Linked DNA regions of Homo sapiens: region 1 is linked to region 2. A link is an interaction called in ENCODE POLR2A ChIA-PET data of the cell type or tissue named here. Cell type or tissue: HepG2. All regions are shown on one strand.

Region 1 (8,000 bases), 99 kb after region 2:
CTACACCACTTGGCACATCCACAGTTGGGGGAGGCCCTGGGTGACCCCTGTCCCCATTCAGAATGGGGGACCCCAGCCCCAACAGAGTGAGTCATGTTCTTCTACTTTCCCTCTTCATTTAGGAGCCACGGCCGACCACTCAACCTCTATTTTCTTAAAAGCTTTTTTTTTTTCTTTTTTATTAAAAAAAAATCCAATTATAGCACAAATCTCTCAGCAGGGGTCAGTGTGGAATAAGAATAGCCAAAGTTAATGGACATGACACAGGCAAGATTAATGCCTAAAGGGTTTCAAAAGTTGTGTGATACGGATTTCATTAACATTTTAATTGTAATGTATCTTTTTAATCTTCTCTCACCCTAATGGATTTATATCCAAAAAAAAAAAGAATAAACTGCTGACAACAAAAAGTATCAATATACAAAATTTAACAAAGGCGCTTAGCTGTGCAATGGAAATGAAATTAAATGAGCAAAACTCTGTTAAAGCTGATTTTTTAACAGCACAAAAGTCAAGAATTCAGCAAAGATGGTACTTCCCCTTTCTTGGCACAGACACCAGCTGGGTGGTAGAAGGGAGATGGGCACAGCCCCCGAGGCAGATGCCCAGGGCCTGGGTGGGGGCCCTGGCCAGAGGGGATGCCTCAGGGGTCCCTGGGAGGAGGAAGATGTGGGACAACTTCCTTCTGCTCCGATCCAAAGGCAGGGCCAACGCTGACTCCCTCCAAGACCGCCGCAGAAGAACCAAGGAAGGCCCACAGCTGCCCCCTGACTCTAGGCAGTGCCCAGGAGTGAGAAGGTAACTCCTCCAGAAAACACCAGCCCACTGGGCGGAAGCCCCAGGACAGTAGGGGTGGGGAGGGAGCATCTGAAGTGTCCCTGTAAAGAGGGGGGCACTAGCATTTTGTGGGGTGGGGGCTGGGTTGCTAGCAAGTCTTCCCTCAGCAGGCACCCAGCTCCCAACGCCCTCCATGAGGGACCCCAGGCAGCTCTGGCCAACAGCACAGCCCGGATTCCAGCCTCCAGATTCCAACATCAGCTCCTGAAATGTCCTCAAGCCTGACTATGGAGGGCTGGGGGGACTTTTATTTTCAATCAACAAACATTTCTTGAGGCATGACTATGCGGAGGCTGATGCTCTACCCCTTCACAGACTACCAGGGAGGCCACCCCCAGCCCAGGGCCGGGCTGCCCTCGGGGCCCCGGTGGCTGAGCTGGGGCCGGCCAGCCCTGGGCTTGGGAGGCATCTCTGCAGCATGGCTTTGCCGTTCACCCCAGTGACTATATATGGGCACTTTCAGGCCCCTCTGTTCCCCGCCCCCAGCCCTGCCTGCTTCCCAGGCACAGGGGCAGGAGCTGGGCGGGCCCAGGAGCTCGCGGCCGCCCATGGCCCTGTGCCCTCCTGGATGCCAGGGCCCCGCACTGGGGGAGGGGAGATTCCTTTAGAGAGACCCGGAGCCAGCCTCTCCTCCCTGTGGGTCCCTGCAAACAACCTCTGGAGAAAAGCCTGCCTCTTGTTCTCCCGGGAGACTCCATGGCGGCCTCCTCTTAAAGGGTAGTGAGCCTTACATGGGATTCAGTGGCTTCACTGGCCCAACAGCCCCCAGGCCAGCCCCAGCCGGCATGAAGGCAGAAAGGCCGGGCTGCCCACATTCAGCCTCCAGCTCCTCGGAGGAGGCAGAGGATGCTACTCTGTAGCAGGACGGCCTCAGGGAGGACGGGTTCCTCACTCAAGGTCACACAGCCTGGGCTGGGCGTTCTCCCAGGAGACCTGAGCCCAGGGTTCTGGCTGCCAAGTGCTCCAGTGAGGACCCAGGCCCAGCAAGCAGACACTGGGGATGTGGTGGGGCCCCAGGAGCCCTGGGTCAGGGTCCCAAATGCCCTCCCCTACTCAGACTAGCTCCCAGGCTGATCCCCTGTGTGGACAGGGGTGAGTGCCGGTCCCGGAGTTCATGTCCCCAAATGACAAGCAACCAATACTTCCAGACAGATGCCTTCACGCCTGCCCACTGCGCTCTGCTGAGACCCTATACAAGGGTGTGTGCTTCCAAAACCCAAACCGTAAACAGCAAACGCAGGAAGGCCACAGCTGAGGGAGCTAGGGCTCCCAGCAAATGGGCAGCTGCAGGTGACACAGTAAGGAGCCCCAGCCAGCCAGGAGGCATATTTTACAAATGATCTCATCTCACCAAGAGCCAGGGCTGGTGAGAGCAAGGATTTGCTTAAAAAAAAAACCAACAACAACAACAAACAAAAAAACAGAGGTCACCAGGATCCCTGCCCCGCAACAGAGGCGGAGGCAGGCGTGGAGCAGCAGCCCCTGGCCTGGGTAACCTCGCTCCCCGGCCCCCACAGCCAAGGCCCAAACAACCTTCCAGTCACATCTCCTCTGTGACTCTGGACAGGCTGAAAGGGAAACGAGATCCACCTGGGGATTAGGGGGCGCCTCAGGGAGGCCGGTGTGGGGGCCACACACAGCTCTGAACTGGGGCCCAGTGGGGAGACAAGAGTAGAGAAACGCTGGCCAAGCTCCCCCACCCAAGGCCCGACTGCCCACCTCTGGGAGGACCAAGGGCGTGCCCAGAGAGGGTGCCAGGAAAGGAACGAAATGCTGGGGAGAGGGCACTTCGGGGAAGGCCCAGGACCCAGGGAGCTGGGTCTGCAGACACTCACCGCCGGGGAGCCTGACCGGAGATGGGGTGAGAGGCCCCAGTGAGCCAGCTCTACACAGGTTCCCAAGACCCCTCATCAGCCCCCAGTGAGACCAGACCCAGTCAGACCTCACAAACTCCCGCACCTGCCCACATGCATCAGACGGCGGCTCAGGTCCAGCGTCCAGACGGGCTAGCGCTACTTCTCTCCTGCCTTGGAGGGCGCTCCACGGCCTCACACCACAGGGCTTTGCTTCTCCTTCGAGCCACGCCTGGAAGCCCAGCCCCAGGTTTCCTCAGCCCAGGCCAGAAATGTCACCCTGAAGTGGAAGGTGGCCTACCTTGTCCTCAGAACCACAATGGGAGGCTGGTCAGCCTGGGCCACTGAGGCAGGGACATGTGCTACCAAGGTGAAGGTGGACTGGGCCGGAGGAGCAGCAGAGTCAGGGGGCCCCATAGTCAAGTTCCCAAATGTGTTCGTTACACTGGGGTCTGTAGAAGGCCTTGGTTCTCCGGAGAAACATGCTGGTGTATCCTGGGGTAAGGGGTGCCACCTGCTGCCCCCCTGTGGACTCCGACCCTCATCCCACCGGCCACAGTCCAACTGGATCTCGGAACCCACTGCGTGACCCTGCAAAGGGGATGGAGTGACCCCAAGGGGCTGTGAGATGCAGAGAGGCAGCCTGGGGACAGTGTGTGGAGGTGGCTAGAACAGGGCTGGCTGAGGAAGGAACATGGGCTCTGCCCCACTGACGGTGGCTGGGGCCACTGGGCACTCGGTGCCCTGTGCGTTCCAGGGACACAGGTCAGAGGCACAGACCTCAGAGGAAGGGGCACAAGGTGGAACCTTGGGAACTCAACATCCCGAAAAGGACAACACCTTGGTTCCCCATTCCATCCCTCGGGCCTGGGAGACCACACTGCCCACAAACCAGGAAAGCAGGACTCCGGAGGCAGAGGCCAAGAGGAGTGCAGGCCTGGAAGAACCGCTCAGCACCAAGATCGTCACTGTTGTTTCATGAATAATGCAGCCTCATGCTTTAATTGGAAAACAAAGGGAGGATTGAAGAATTTTTTAAAAGTCACCACTAGCCCCCTGCCCAGGGCAGAGCAGCCCTGCGAACCCTTCCAGCAGCCGGTGGTAAAGAACAGAGCCTGTTCTCGCAGCCTGTAGCAGCCCAGCTCCCACTGCTCCCAGCAGGAGATCTCCCGGGTGGCTCCTCCCCGCCTTCCCGCCAGGCCAGGGCCAGCACCATCGAGCCCTGGGTGTGACCACTGCGAAAGGATCCCTGGCCACTAAGAAGTGACAAGTGATATCTTGTTCCACTCTCTGTGCCCATTCCAAGTGGCTTTGCCGAAAGGACAGGGGGCCACCACCTTGGGTGGCAGCTCCTTTTATTTCCTCCCCTTGGACTCTGGCCCAGCTACCACCCAACAGTGACCCCAGGGGAAAACGCCAAGAGGCCTCTTTAAGGGAGGGGCTGGGAAAGGCCCCACAGAGGACCAGAGGGGTGCTCCAACGGTGGCCGGGAGAAGAAGGGGTGGGTGGCTGAGAGGTGGCGGGTGGGGCGGGGGCTGCCTGAACCCTGACCTAACTCTAGGCGCCCCTGCTGGGGGGTGCTACAGGCTAAAACACCCTGCAGAATGCTGAGCTGAGTGTCCCACTGGAGAACAGGAGGGAAGGAGGTCAGGAGCCTGCCAGACGAAAAGAGGGGTGGGTGAGAAGAAGGGGCGACCTGGAGGGACACGGACTCTGGCAGGAGAGTGCGGCCGCGCTGGCGGGCGGGAACACCAAGGTGCACGCGCTCCCGGAGGCAGCTCCACGGGATGGGAGTCCGGGCTGCCTTGGGCACCCCCGGGTCAGCACCCCCGCCACACACAGGAAGGAACGCGCAGCAGAGAACACAGCTCAGGGCACCCAGCGGCCCAGGGAGACGGGCCCACCAGCACGTGGGTGAAACACCTCCAATCCGGAGGCCCCGCGCGGGGGTTGGGGGAGGGAGTGGAACGGCCTGGGAGGCCAACTCCAGGGACCCGGCCTCGCGGCCTTCAGACCCACAGGTTTAAGCGGCTCCACGACGAGAGTCCAAGACCAAACTTCCCCCAGAGCCTGGCAGAGGGGCTGGGAGGTGACCTCTGACCTCCGACCCCACACGATCCCAGCAAGAGAAGCAGGAAACTCCGTCGGAAGGCCTCGGTCCGCCCTGGCCGTGCGGGGTGCGCGGCGGGCCCCGGGCTCCGCTGAGTTTCTTAGAGAAGGAGCTGGGGCCCCCCGACCTCAGCTCCGCAGAGGCACAGAAGCTGGCAAGAGGCAGAGCCCCCTCCCCCTGCGGCCGGACCCCAGTTTCTCCCCAGGCTGGGGCCCGAGTGGGGGAGGCGCGGGAGGCGGTGACGACCCACGAACGGGCCCACCTGGACCGGGAGGGCGAGGCGCGGGCCCGGCTGGGCCAGGCAGCTGCGCAGATGCGCCGGGAGGGGTGGGTACCTCCGCCCTGGCCCCGGGCCAGTCCTGCCCCGGCTTCCCCACCCGGAGGGCTGGATCGGCCAGTCGGGTCCCTGGGGAGGCCGCGCGGGTCCCCAGAAATCCAGGGAAACCCAGCAGGCGGCGGGGAGCGCCCCGGGACGCCCGGAGCCGGGGTCTCCCCGAACGCGCGGCGCGGCGTCCCGGCCCGGGGTCGCGGGCGCCTCCGCCGGGACCCCCCGGCCCCGCCCGGCCCCCCTCCGCGGGCTCCCGAGGCCGGTTCCCGCGCGCACGCCCGGGCCGGCGCGGAACTCGGCCGCACCCGCCCCGCGCGGCCGGCACTGCGGCAGGGGGCTCGCGCCAAGTTGGGCGGCCGCGGAGTTTGCGGGAAGTGCGGGCCCGGCCCGTGGGACGACCCCGCCCGGCGGCGTAACCCGGGGGCGGCCGCGCGCGCCAAGTTGGCGGTACCTGCGGGCGCCCGGCCCGGTCCGGCCTGGGCAGCTGCGGCGCGCCGCCCGCGGCAGGAAGTGCTTGGCGTCCCGGCGCTCCGGCTCCCATGGACTTTCTCCGACCTCGCCCAGCACCGGCGGCCGCACCGCGGCGGGGGCGGGGCGGCGGCGGGGGAGGTGCCCGCGGGCCGTTAAAGGGACAGCGCGCCGGCCGCGCGCGCGCGCGCACTGGCAGCCAGGTGGGCTCCCGGGGTCGGGGCTGGGGTCCGGGGGCCGGGAGGGTCCCCAGTGGGGGCCGGCGGGGCGTGGGGAACCCCGAGCGCTGGGGAGGGGAGGCGGCAGCTCCTCGCCCCTCGCGCGTCCTCCTTCCGGAGCTGCCGGCGGTCGACCCTGCGCGGGACACCCGGCGGGAGCCGGACGCCGCGGCGCAGAGGACGGAGCTCGGCGGCCGGGTCGGGAAAGGACCTGGAGCGCCGCCCTCCGCCCTCCCCGGGCCCCGGCCTCGGCCGGACTCGCTAAGCCCGGGAGAGCCCCCGGGCCCCCCTACCCCGCCCCCGGCGCGCGCCCTGCCCGCGGCAGTCGCGTCCGCACGGTGCAGCCTCCGGGATCCGGGCGGGGGAAGTGCGCGCATCCGCAGCCGCCCTGGACGCTCAGGCGGGCCGTGAAAGACGAGGATACGGGAGCGCCCTTGGGCGAACGTCTGCGGGGCTCCGGCGCCCGTCCCTGCGGCCCGGGAACTGCAAGCTGCCTGGACTGGGCCTGGCGCTGCCTTCAGGCCTGGTGTGATCCGGGCGCACTGGGGCGTTGACAGTCATTCCGGCACCGGCCACGCAGCTCTCCATCTGCCCAAGGCCACGCTCCTGAGGACAGAGGTGCAGTTTTAAAACAAGGGCACGGAAATAAAACGGCCACACACCCGGAAAGACCCAGAGACCCCTCCTCAGCTGCCCCCTAACCTGGGGCCTGAGGTCAGGACAGGCTGCAGTGGTCCTCAGAGGCTAAGCCAGCCTCACTCCCACAGCACGCTCAAGGGTCCTTGCAGGAGAATGGAGTGATACCGCCTCAGTGGTCCCGAGCGAGGGCGCTGGGAGAAGGGTTGAGAAGGAGATGGCCACCAGCATCCCAGAGAACGCCTTTGGGGCTCTGGGGATCAGAAACCTGGGGCTACAGCCCTTCTGGCACAGTCAGCCAAGGTCATTCCCTGGACAAATCATCAGAAGCTTGGCCAGGTTCTTGTCACCCCAACCTCAAGCTAGGCCCTTGATCTTGGCCACAGACTGGCCCTTGACCCCAACTTTAGGTTCTATTCAGCTCTGCGTCCAGAACACACACACACACACACACACACACTTCACTCCCTGGCTTGCCTTGTATGGGGGTGAGTATGGAACCCCGCAGGGACTCTGGGCTCTCCCCACAGAGTCCCATCTAGACCTAAATGCAGTCCCAGGTCCCACACCCCAACCCCCCTCCCCCCACCACTGCCACTTCCAAACCCGCCCCGCAGTCTACTGTGGGAAGGAGGTGGGGTAGGAGGGTTCTGAGTGCCTCCTACACCCAGGGCATGAGCTCAGCAGCCTCAGGGTTCTGGTGCTTCCTAGGCCTGACTTTACAATCTCTGCAGGATCTCTCAGTGAGCATAGCTACCCCAAGCCCCTGAGAATCGTGAATCCCAGAGACAGATGCCTGGAGCTGCTTCCAGCCCTGGGGCAGGCCTCAAGGGGCTACCCACTAGGACCCGTGGCCCTCCAGGGATGGGAATGATTGTTTTAATCACTTTTATTTTCTAAATATTAAAGACATTCTTCCTTAGTGAAGGATATTTGGAAAGCATTGAAAAGTGTTTAGAAGATAGCGGATAAGCAGAAATCAATTCCCCAATTTCTGTGTGCCTATACGTATGTACACCAACATATATTTGCACCTTTTAAAGCAAACCCTGCATCCCTACTGAATTCCAGGCCCGTGCTACTGAGTATGTACACCTTACCGCATTTAACGTTCACAACAGTACCATGAGGTGAGCTCTGTTTATTCCTTTTTTTTTTTTTTTTTTTGAGTCCGAGTCTCACACTGTTGCCCAGGCTGGGGTGCAGTGGCGCGATCTCAGCTCACTGTAACCTCTGCCTCCCGGGTTCAAGCGATTCTCCTGCCTCAGCCTCCCGAGTAGCTGGCATTATCGGCACGTGCCACCACGCCCAGCTAATTTTTGTATTTTTAGTAGAGACGGGGTTTCACCATGTTAGGCAGGCTGGTCTTGAACTCCTGACCTCAGGTGATCCACCTGCCTCAACCTCCCGAAGTGCTGGGATCACAGGTGTGAGCCACTGCGCCCAGCCTTATTCCCGTTTTACAGCTTAGCCTGGGGCTCACTCAGGGGTCCCCAGCAGGGCCTGGGCTGAGTGGGGCTCACCCCGGGTGCATCCTCCGCATCTCCTCC
Region 2 (8,000 bases):
ACCCCTGTGATGGGAGGCCCCTTCTCTGTCTGTTATCCCAGGTGCGCTGCAGGGCTGAGGTGGGCAGAACCCGCCCTGTCCGTTTTGGGTAAATTCCTTCCCCAGGAGCTGTGGGAGCATCTGCAGGCAGAGACGGGGCAGGCTTGCTGTGGTGGCGTTGCCATTTGTCACTGTTACTGTTTTTTAATTCAGGAAGCACATGCACAAAGCATGCATGGAGCTGCTTCGTGGAGCAGACGGCGCCCCCCGGGCACCTCAGAGGGTCACACAGGGAGCAGAGAGCCAGCCTTGCGGCCTCTGGCCTCTGCAGGTGCAGCAGCTCCCCGACCTGCCCTCCCCAGCCCTCCCCTCTCCACGCCCCCCTTTAACCCCTCCCCTCCTGCCCTTTCCCTCCCCTCTCCACGCCCCCCTTTAACCCCTCCCCTCCCGCCCTTTCCCTCCCCTCTCCCCTCCCCTCCCGCCCTTTCCCTCCCCTCTCCACACCCCTCTTTAACCCCTCACTTCCCGCCCTTTCCTTCCCCTCTCTCCCCATCTCTCCTCTCCTCTCCCCTGTCTTGAAGTCAGACAGTCACATCACAGCCCCATCCTGTTTGATATCCCCAAGAACCCAGAGATGCCGTGTGCAGACCCCTACCCTCCTCCCTCATCCTGCCATTTTCAGGGTGCCCCTATATGTGGGGCCCTCTCTGCCGTGTGCCTCTAGCTGGAGGCAGAGGCCCCAGCAGCTTCCCCAGGCTCCCCATGGCAGGGCACAGACCTCACCCCTGGGATCTACCTGGGGTAGAGGCAGGGCCACTGGCACCTCCCAGGGCTTGGGCCCAACCTCCCTGGTGGCCTGCGCCCGTGAGTCTGGCAGGGTCTGGCCATGCAGGTCCCTCTGTTCTGGGCGTTCTGGGCCTCCTTCTCCTGTCTCTCCCGTGATTCCATGGGCTGCCCACCGTTCCCTGAGAAAAGCAGGCAGAGGTGGCTCCTGCCACTGTCACCAGAAGCCAAGTTTTCAGGCCAGCACTGCCCTCCCCCTTTAGGAACCAGGAAATGGAGGCTCTGAGAGCCAGTGGCATCCAGCCCTTGGGCTGTGATGGGCAGGGGAGCAGGGGCAGCCTGATGCCCAACCCAGGGGGACGGCAGGGCAGACACAGTCCTGAGCCCCTGTGTGCAAAGTAAGTGGGGGACACCGATCTAAACATACGAGTTCAGGCCATGGTGGCTCACGCCTGTAATCCCAGCGCTTTGGGAGGCTGAGGTGGGCAGATTGCTTGAGCTCAGGTGTTCGAGACCAGCCCGGGAAACATAGTGAGACCCCCCATCTCTACCAAAAATTAAAAAAAAAAAATTGGCCAGGTGTGGTGGTGCACACTTGTGGTCTCAGCTACTTAGGAGGCTGAGGTGGGAGAATCGCTTGAGTCCCGGAGATGGAGATTGCAGTGAGCTGCACTGCACAAGCCACTGCACTCCAGCCTGGCGACAGAGTAAGACCGGTCTGGAAAAATAAAATACAAACACGGGTTCTTGGAAAACCAGGACGAGGGCTGTGAACAAGGACGTTGCTGGAGTTGTGAGTGCGCTGTCACGTGAACAAGAGGCACCACTCGCCCTGTCCGAAGAGGCTCCCTGCTGGGGCGGCCACGACAAAAGGGAAGGTGTTCTCGGCACAGGGGTCGGGGTGGCCAAGACCACATGGCAGAGACCCGGCAGAGGACCAGACAGGATGGAGCGGGGTCTGGCGGGGAACAGAGCTGGGGGTCTTGAGCAAGGGGAGACCCCATGGGGTAAGGGAAGCTCACCAGAAAAGAACAGAACACCCACCTAAGTTTCTATTTTAAATAAACAATGAATTTTTAAAATAGAAATATGCCCCCAAATTGGATGGGTCATACACTAGAGATTGATTTGTTGTTAGTATGAAATGAGAATTTCACTGGGTGTTAAGTATTCTTATGTATTCCCTCTGGCCACCCTACCCAGAGGGTGAGGGACAGACCCTTGGAGCTCAACTGGCCACAGGGAAGACCCCTGCCACGGCTCACCCCTGCCCTGGGGGTCCTGATGTTCCCACCTAGGGCAGCCACCTCCCTCTGGGATCTCCCGGCTCTTTCATCCCAAGGTCCTTTCTTGGAGGTGACAAAGAGGGGCAGAGGAAAGCGCTGAGCCTGGCCCCACGCCAGGGCCCCCTTCCTGGAGGAAGGCAGGGCTTTACCTTGGTTGGCCCGGCTCCCAGGTGGCAGGTGGCCCCTGGCTAGACGCTCTGAAGGCCCCTGACACTTCCAGCATCCCAGCCTCCTGCCCAGGCTAGGGGTGCTCCTGCCTTGCTGGGCACCTGCAGGGCCTTAGGCTAGGCACAGAGAGGCCATGCGGCTCCCGGGGCAGCCCAGCCCTCGGCCAGGCCACCCGCCTGCACTGAGGCCTCTCTGCTCCCCGGAGCGGATGATAAATGTCTGCCAAGCAGTGATTACAAACAGTGCAGCTGCCGGTTACAGGAACTGTGGCCGGGCGGGCGTGGCTCTGCCGGCAGTTGCGAGGGCTCAGGCTTCGTCCGGTGTGGAGACTTGACTGCCCCCCTTCTTTTTCTGGAGGGACAAAAAGACCAGATTTATCGTGGCCATAAGAAATCGTCTGAGCACTTAGCAGCTTCCCGCCCCTGGTTTGAGGGGAAGTTGGGGCTGTGGGGGCTGAGATGGGCTGGCCTGCGGGGAGTGGGGGCTGGCCAGCTCCCAGAATCCCCCTTCCCGAGGCTGCTCCACCCACCAGGAGCACAGGGAGGCTGCTGCTGGGGGAGGGGCTGTGGCCGGGAAGTGCCCCCGCCCCCTTTCCCCACTGCCCTCGCTCAGCGAGGCTTTTCTCCTGGGAGAGACGGAAGAAGCCCCGACCAGCCAGGACAGGCTGGGGATTTAGGCCTCAAGGTTGTCCTTGAGGCCCAGGATGTCCAGCGGCAGCAGGCTCCCCTCCCGGGCCAGCCTCTGCCCTGCAGATGGGTGTCCCCTCTCCCAGCCCGGTCCTGTAAGAGTGGCCTGGGCCACATGGCTTCTCCCCTCTGAGCCTTGGTTTCCTTTCCTGCAAAATGGACAAAACGGGTGGATTCCAGGGCATCTGCCAGGCCGCCGAGGACAGCTCCCGGCCGTGGGGGGCTCACCCCGCAGGAGCCACTGTGATGTCCTGCCCCTCACTGGCCTCCTGGGCCCTGAGGAAGGAACGGAGGGGCAGGCTCTGGAGCTTGAGGGTGTGGGCCTCGGGGGCTTTGGGTAGACAAGCTGCCACACGCCTTCAGTGGAAATCGCAGCCATCGGAGCTGTAGGTGATCAGACTCCAATATTCAAAATAATCGGCGGGCCTGAATTTCCATACAATAACTGTCTTATTAAATCTAAATTTAATGTGTATTTGGAATCCTTAATTTAAAGTGTTACTGCACCCACCATCTGCTCCACTCTCTAAATACAAAAGCAGCCAGCACATAACTCAGTGCGGCAGCGGAAAAGCGCGGTCCCGGGAGCGGCGCGCGCCACTACTGCTGCTGCGGGTCTGCCTGGCCTGGCCGGCTCTCCGAGGGCACCAGTGACCCAGGCACTGCAGAGCCAGGCGGGAGAGGTGTCTGCTCCTGACCCAGCCTTCAAGGCTGCAGGAGCTCTGTGGCTGCCTGGCCCTCCTCCCTTCCCGGTGGGGCTCTGGTAGGCCTGGGCTCTGAGCATCGCGCCTGGGTTCGGGCCATGCCGCTGCCTGCCCGCCCTTCCCTCTTGTGTCCTGGACACCCTGCAGAGCCTGCTCCTGGCCATCTCCAGCACGAAGACTTCCCCTGCTGCCCTGACCACTGCCCTCTGCCTCCTCCCTGATGTGACGGGAGCCGGGCCGCTAGGTGACCCCCTGGGGTTCCTTTCCTGTGAACTCACTGGTACCTATGGCTGTCTCTGCAGAGGCCACCCACCCTGGACCCTGGACTCTGAGCCGCCAGCCCTGGCCAAAACCACCCCTGGCTTGGAAGGGAGGGCAGGCGGCCCTGCCTGGGGCCAGAGTACCCAGGGACAGCCCCTCCTCCACCAGGGAGCCCCTGGCCTTGGGCCAGCCCCCGTCACCCCAGCTCCTCCCTGTGACCAATAACGTCCCATGGGTGGGACTCCCAGTCCAGGCCAACCCTTCACCATGCCATCCTCTGCAGGATGAAGTTAGAGCCCTTGGAGGGGCCAGTGTTGCCCCCAGAGCGTCTTCACCACAGAGGCGAATGCATTGGGGGCAGAGCCACGTCTCCACCTCTCATCCCTGTGCCCCGGCCGCTGGGGACGCAACTGTGCAAGGAGCCACCACCCACCTGCTCACGTGCAAGCCCAGCTGAGCCCCCCAGACCCCACTCACGGCCAGCCCTGTGAGGGCACCCGGCCCGGCTGAGCCCCCCACAACACCAGGTCCTCACACAGGACAGTGGCGGGAGGGCACAGCTGCACGACCTGATTCAGATTCCCATCTCAGCTCCACCACTCACTAGCTGTGAGGTGGTTGTTTTTTTTAGCTTTTTAAAAATTGTGGTAAAATACACAAAACACGTGACCATTTTAACCAGTGCAAAGTGTACAGTTCAGTGGCATTAAGTACATTCATAACACTATTGTGCAACTAACACCATTATCTAGTTCCAGAACCTTCTCCCACAAAGGAAACCCCGACCCCATTCAGCAGCCACCCCCACACCTCCCTGGCCGCCACCCCCAGGTCCTGGCCACCCCCCTCCACCGTCTGTCTCCACAGAGTTGCCTGCTCGGGGCCTTTCATATCGATGGAGTTGGGTACACGCGCCTTCCCTCACTTAGCAGAGTCTTTTTTCTTTTTCTTTTTTTTTCTTTCCTTTTCTTTTTTATTATTATTATACTTGAAGTTCTAGCGTACATGGGCACAACGTGCAGGTTTGTTACGTATATATACGTGTTCCATGTTGGTGTGCTGCACTCCTAGCAGAGTCTTTCCAAGGGTCATCCGCGCTCGTGGCTGTGAACATTCGTGCACACGTTGTGCCAGGAGGGAGCGGCCGGGTCACGTGGTGATTCTGTGTTTAACTTTTTTTTTTTTTTTTTTTTTTTTGAGACGGAGTCTCACTCTGTCGCCCACGCTGGAGTTCAGCAGCACCATCTCCGCTCACCGCAAGCTCCGCCTCCCGGGTTCACGCCATTCTCCTCCCTCAGCCTCCCGAGTAGGTGGGACTACAGGCGCCCGCCACCACGCCCGGCTAATTTTTTGTATTTTTAGTAGAGACAGGGTTTCACCCTGACCTTGTGATCCGCCCGCCCCGGCCTCCCAAAGTGCTGGGATTACAGGTGTGAGCCACCGCGTCCTGTGTTTAACTTTTTAAGACCCGTTTCTGCTGGGTGTGACTGCGCCATTTGACCTCCTCTCTGACCATAAGATTGTGAGCCTCTGGAAGCCACGATGTTCCCGTCTGCTAATGGGAATCATCATCTCTCGGCAGCACGAGGAAGCCAGAGGGAGAGGATGGGGTCGGCTTCGCCGAGGGTGCGCACCACGGCTCTGTCGCCATGGTGACCCACGAGCCTGGCCTTTGCAGGAAGCCCCAGGCCTGTTCCACCATCTGTACATGCTGACGCCAGGTGAGCTGTGGAACTGAACAGAACCAAAGGGACTCCGATGGAACGGCTGAGGGCACTTCTGGCCCTGAGGCTCTGCTGAGCCGTCGCAAGCCCATGCTGGGCGGTCACGCCTGTCTCATCGTTGCAGCAGCTGGTCTGTCCTGATGCTCCAGGTGGACGCTTCGTTCTTGGCTCGGCCCGTGGAAACCATGAAAAGTGGAGGTCCTGTGTGGGGCATCTGCAACATACCAGCCACGGAGCTCGGGGCTCACAGTAGCTTCTCAGTAAATACTGAATGGACGCCTGGTTTCCAGTTTCCGTGACACATTGGTAAGATGGCAATCGTTACCCTGTTTTACAAAATCTTAGACAAGTTAAGTGACTCTGAAAGTCCCCCGGCCAGGACATGGAGCTGGGACCTGGTCTCAGGCTCACCTGGCTCCCGACTGCTAGGCCGCTGTGCACATGTGTGCAGGTTGCTACTGCACATGGGCACTCAGCTGAAGGGGAGAAAGGGGCGAATCTCCAGTCCCCATCCTTTCTCCCTCCCCGCCATCACGTGCCAGGCACTGCCTTTGCCCAGGGGCTCCTTGTGATTGTAACAGAAGGCCGAGTGGCCTGGTGGGTCCGGGACCCATTCTGTGCTGCTGGCTCACCCTCCACACAGCAACACCACGGGCACCGTTTCCACGGGCACCATTTCCACGGGCACCATTTGCTTCTGTTGCATGACAAGGGTCGGGCCGGAGAGAGGCCTGCGTCCCTGACCAGAGCCCATGAGGGAGGAAGCGGCACAGAACAGCACCAGCCTCTGTGTGGGGCTCAGGCCGTGGGCTCAGGCCCTCCATGTTCTGGCTTCCAGCGCAGGAGGAACAGAATGGGATTCTGCTGTGGTCGGTCCTCCCTTGCCAACTGGGGAGGTGGTCATTGTCCCATACAGAGAAGGAGACTGAGGCTCCGGGTGGCCAGGATGTAAGCCCAGGCCCCTTGCCCTTCACGGTCCTCTCCACTCGACCCGCCCATCTTGGGTAATTGTGGTGTTTGGATCCAGCTTTTTCTCAGTTTTTGGCACAGAATCCCTCAGCGAAACCCTTCAGGGGGCCTAGCGTGTGTGTCGGGCAGCTGAGCTTCCGCCTGTCCTGAGCAAAGCCCGCCTGACCAGGCGTTTCCCGGGGTGTCCTACACACAGGCAGTGCCGTGTGCTTTGTAAAAATGGCCACTTTGAGCCCCCATACCTTGCTGGTGGGCACCGGCATTATCCCATTTTACAGAGGTGAACACTGAGGCCGAGAGGAGCTGAGCTACACCCCAAGGCCTAATGGGGAGCACCCCAGGGAACCCCACACCTCCCAGCCCGAGGCCCGGGCCAGCACCTCCCCGGGCACAGCCGTGCAGCCTCCCCGCCCCCTCAGGCTCCTCTCTGCAGCATTTCCCCAGGAAGTTGTACATATTTTTACGGAGCTGGTTCTCCGCCCGGATCACAGCCGCGGTCCTAGCAGTAATTGACTGCTCTCTAATCAAATTGATTTCCATTCCAATGAGTCCCGCCGTCCTCTCCATTCCGGGAACGCTGTTTTAGCAGGCAGAGCTCGGTACAAACGCACCATCAAACTGCACAACGCAGAGCGCACCGCGGTCCTCTCTGCCACCCAGTGACAGCTAAATGGCCTGAGGGCTTAGGCCTGGCCACTCACTGATGCATTCCCACTCAGGAGGGGCACACACCCTGGGCTCATCTGCATCTGATGGGAGGGCTTGGTGTGTATTCAGAGTGGGTCAGAGTGATGGGATTTATTTCCCATCGAGTCCCACCAGAGCCTCACCTGTCCCTACTCTGCTGGGGCTGGCCCGGCCGTTGCCTTCTGTTCCTGTAGTCCCAGCTGCTCCTCTCGGCTGTGGCCCAGCATGGAGCTGGCTGGCTCTTCCTCCTGCACACTCCAGCCTGGGACTGAAGGCCCCTGGAGTTTCCACATAGGCTGACCCCAGAGTCGACTCCGTCTAGGCTATTTCTAGGTCTGCTTAGACCACTGCCTTGGGAGCACAAGAAGGCGGGGGGTGGTCCTGAGGCTGTGAATGCCCACGGCCCTGTGGTTCCTGGCGCCTGACAGACCCGAAGCCCATCAGGGCTGGCAGGGACATTCATACTCAGCCTACTTCAGGTGGGTGAGGAGAGGGGTGGCCTGCCCAAGGCCCCAGGCCCCCTGCCGCCCAGCTCCTGGCCCGGCCCCACCACCTGCACCCTCACGTGGTGTTCCCAGAAGCCGGAGCAACTTGGCGGGTGCCTTGTGCAGGTGGGGGACCTCCTGGGACTCTCCAGGCCTTCCTGGGTGACCACACCTGTGGGCGGAGTAATGGGGGTCTCCAGGTGTCTCCTTCTCTGTCCCATCAGAGGGAGCCTGAGTTTTAAAGCCAACGCAGCAGTCCCTCAAAGCT

Evidence for each region. ChIA-PET counts read pairs that join two places held together with the same protein. Peaks named below come from ENCODE experiments on the same cell type or tissue, not always from the same donor. Only the 100,000 strongest peaks of a DNase experiment are listed, where the experiment ranks them.
Region 1: POLR2A ChIA-PET joins it to region 2 with 35 read pairs; 4 of 35 experiments call an interaction of 5 or more read pairs at or near these places.

Annotation. Positions count from the first base shown.
Region 1 is chr9:136,089,610-136,097,609 of GRCh38, forward strand. NACC2 (NACC family member 2) reads right to left here and starts at 5,680. Exons shown (of 6, transcript NM_144653.5): 1 at 5,580-5,680. RefSeq lists enhancers at 924-1,616, 3,696-4,387 and silencers at 5,593-5,722, 6,043-6,142. In HepG2, CTCF peaks have their summits at 234 (motif pointing right) and 3,216 (motif pointing left); a DNase peak (open chromatin) is centred at 4,622; H3K4me3 peaks cover 3,063 bases; H3K27me3 peaks cover 461 bases.
Region 2 is chr9:135,990,395-135,998,394 of GRCh38, forward strand. No RefSeq gene overlaps it. Among named protein-coding and RNA genes, the nearest start is that of UBAC1, 33 kb to the left of the region's middle. RefSeq lists enhancers at 532-1,209, 1,887-2,564, 2,525-2,584, 2,565-3,242. In HepG2, a CTCF peak has its summit at 3,843; DNase peaks (open chromatin) are centred at 407, 2,497, 2,767, 4,017 and 1 weaker place; H3K4me3 peaks cover 2,988 bases.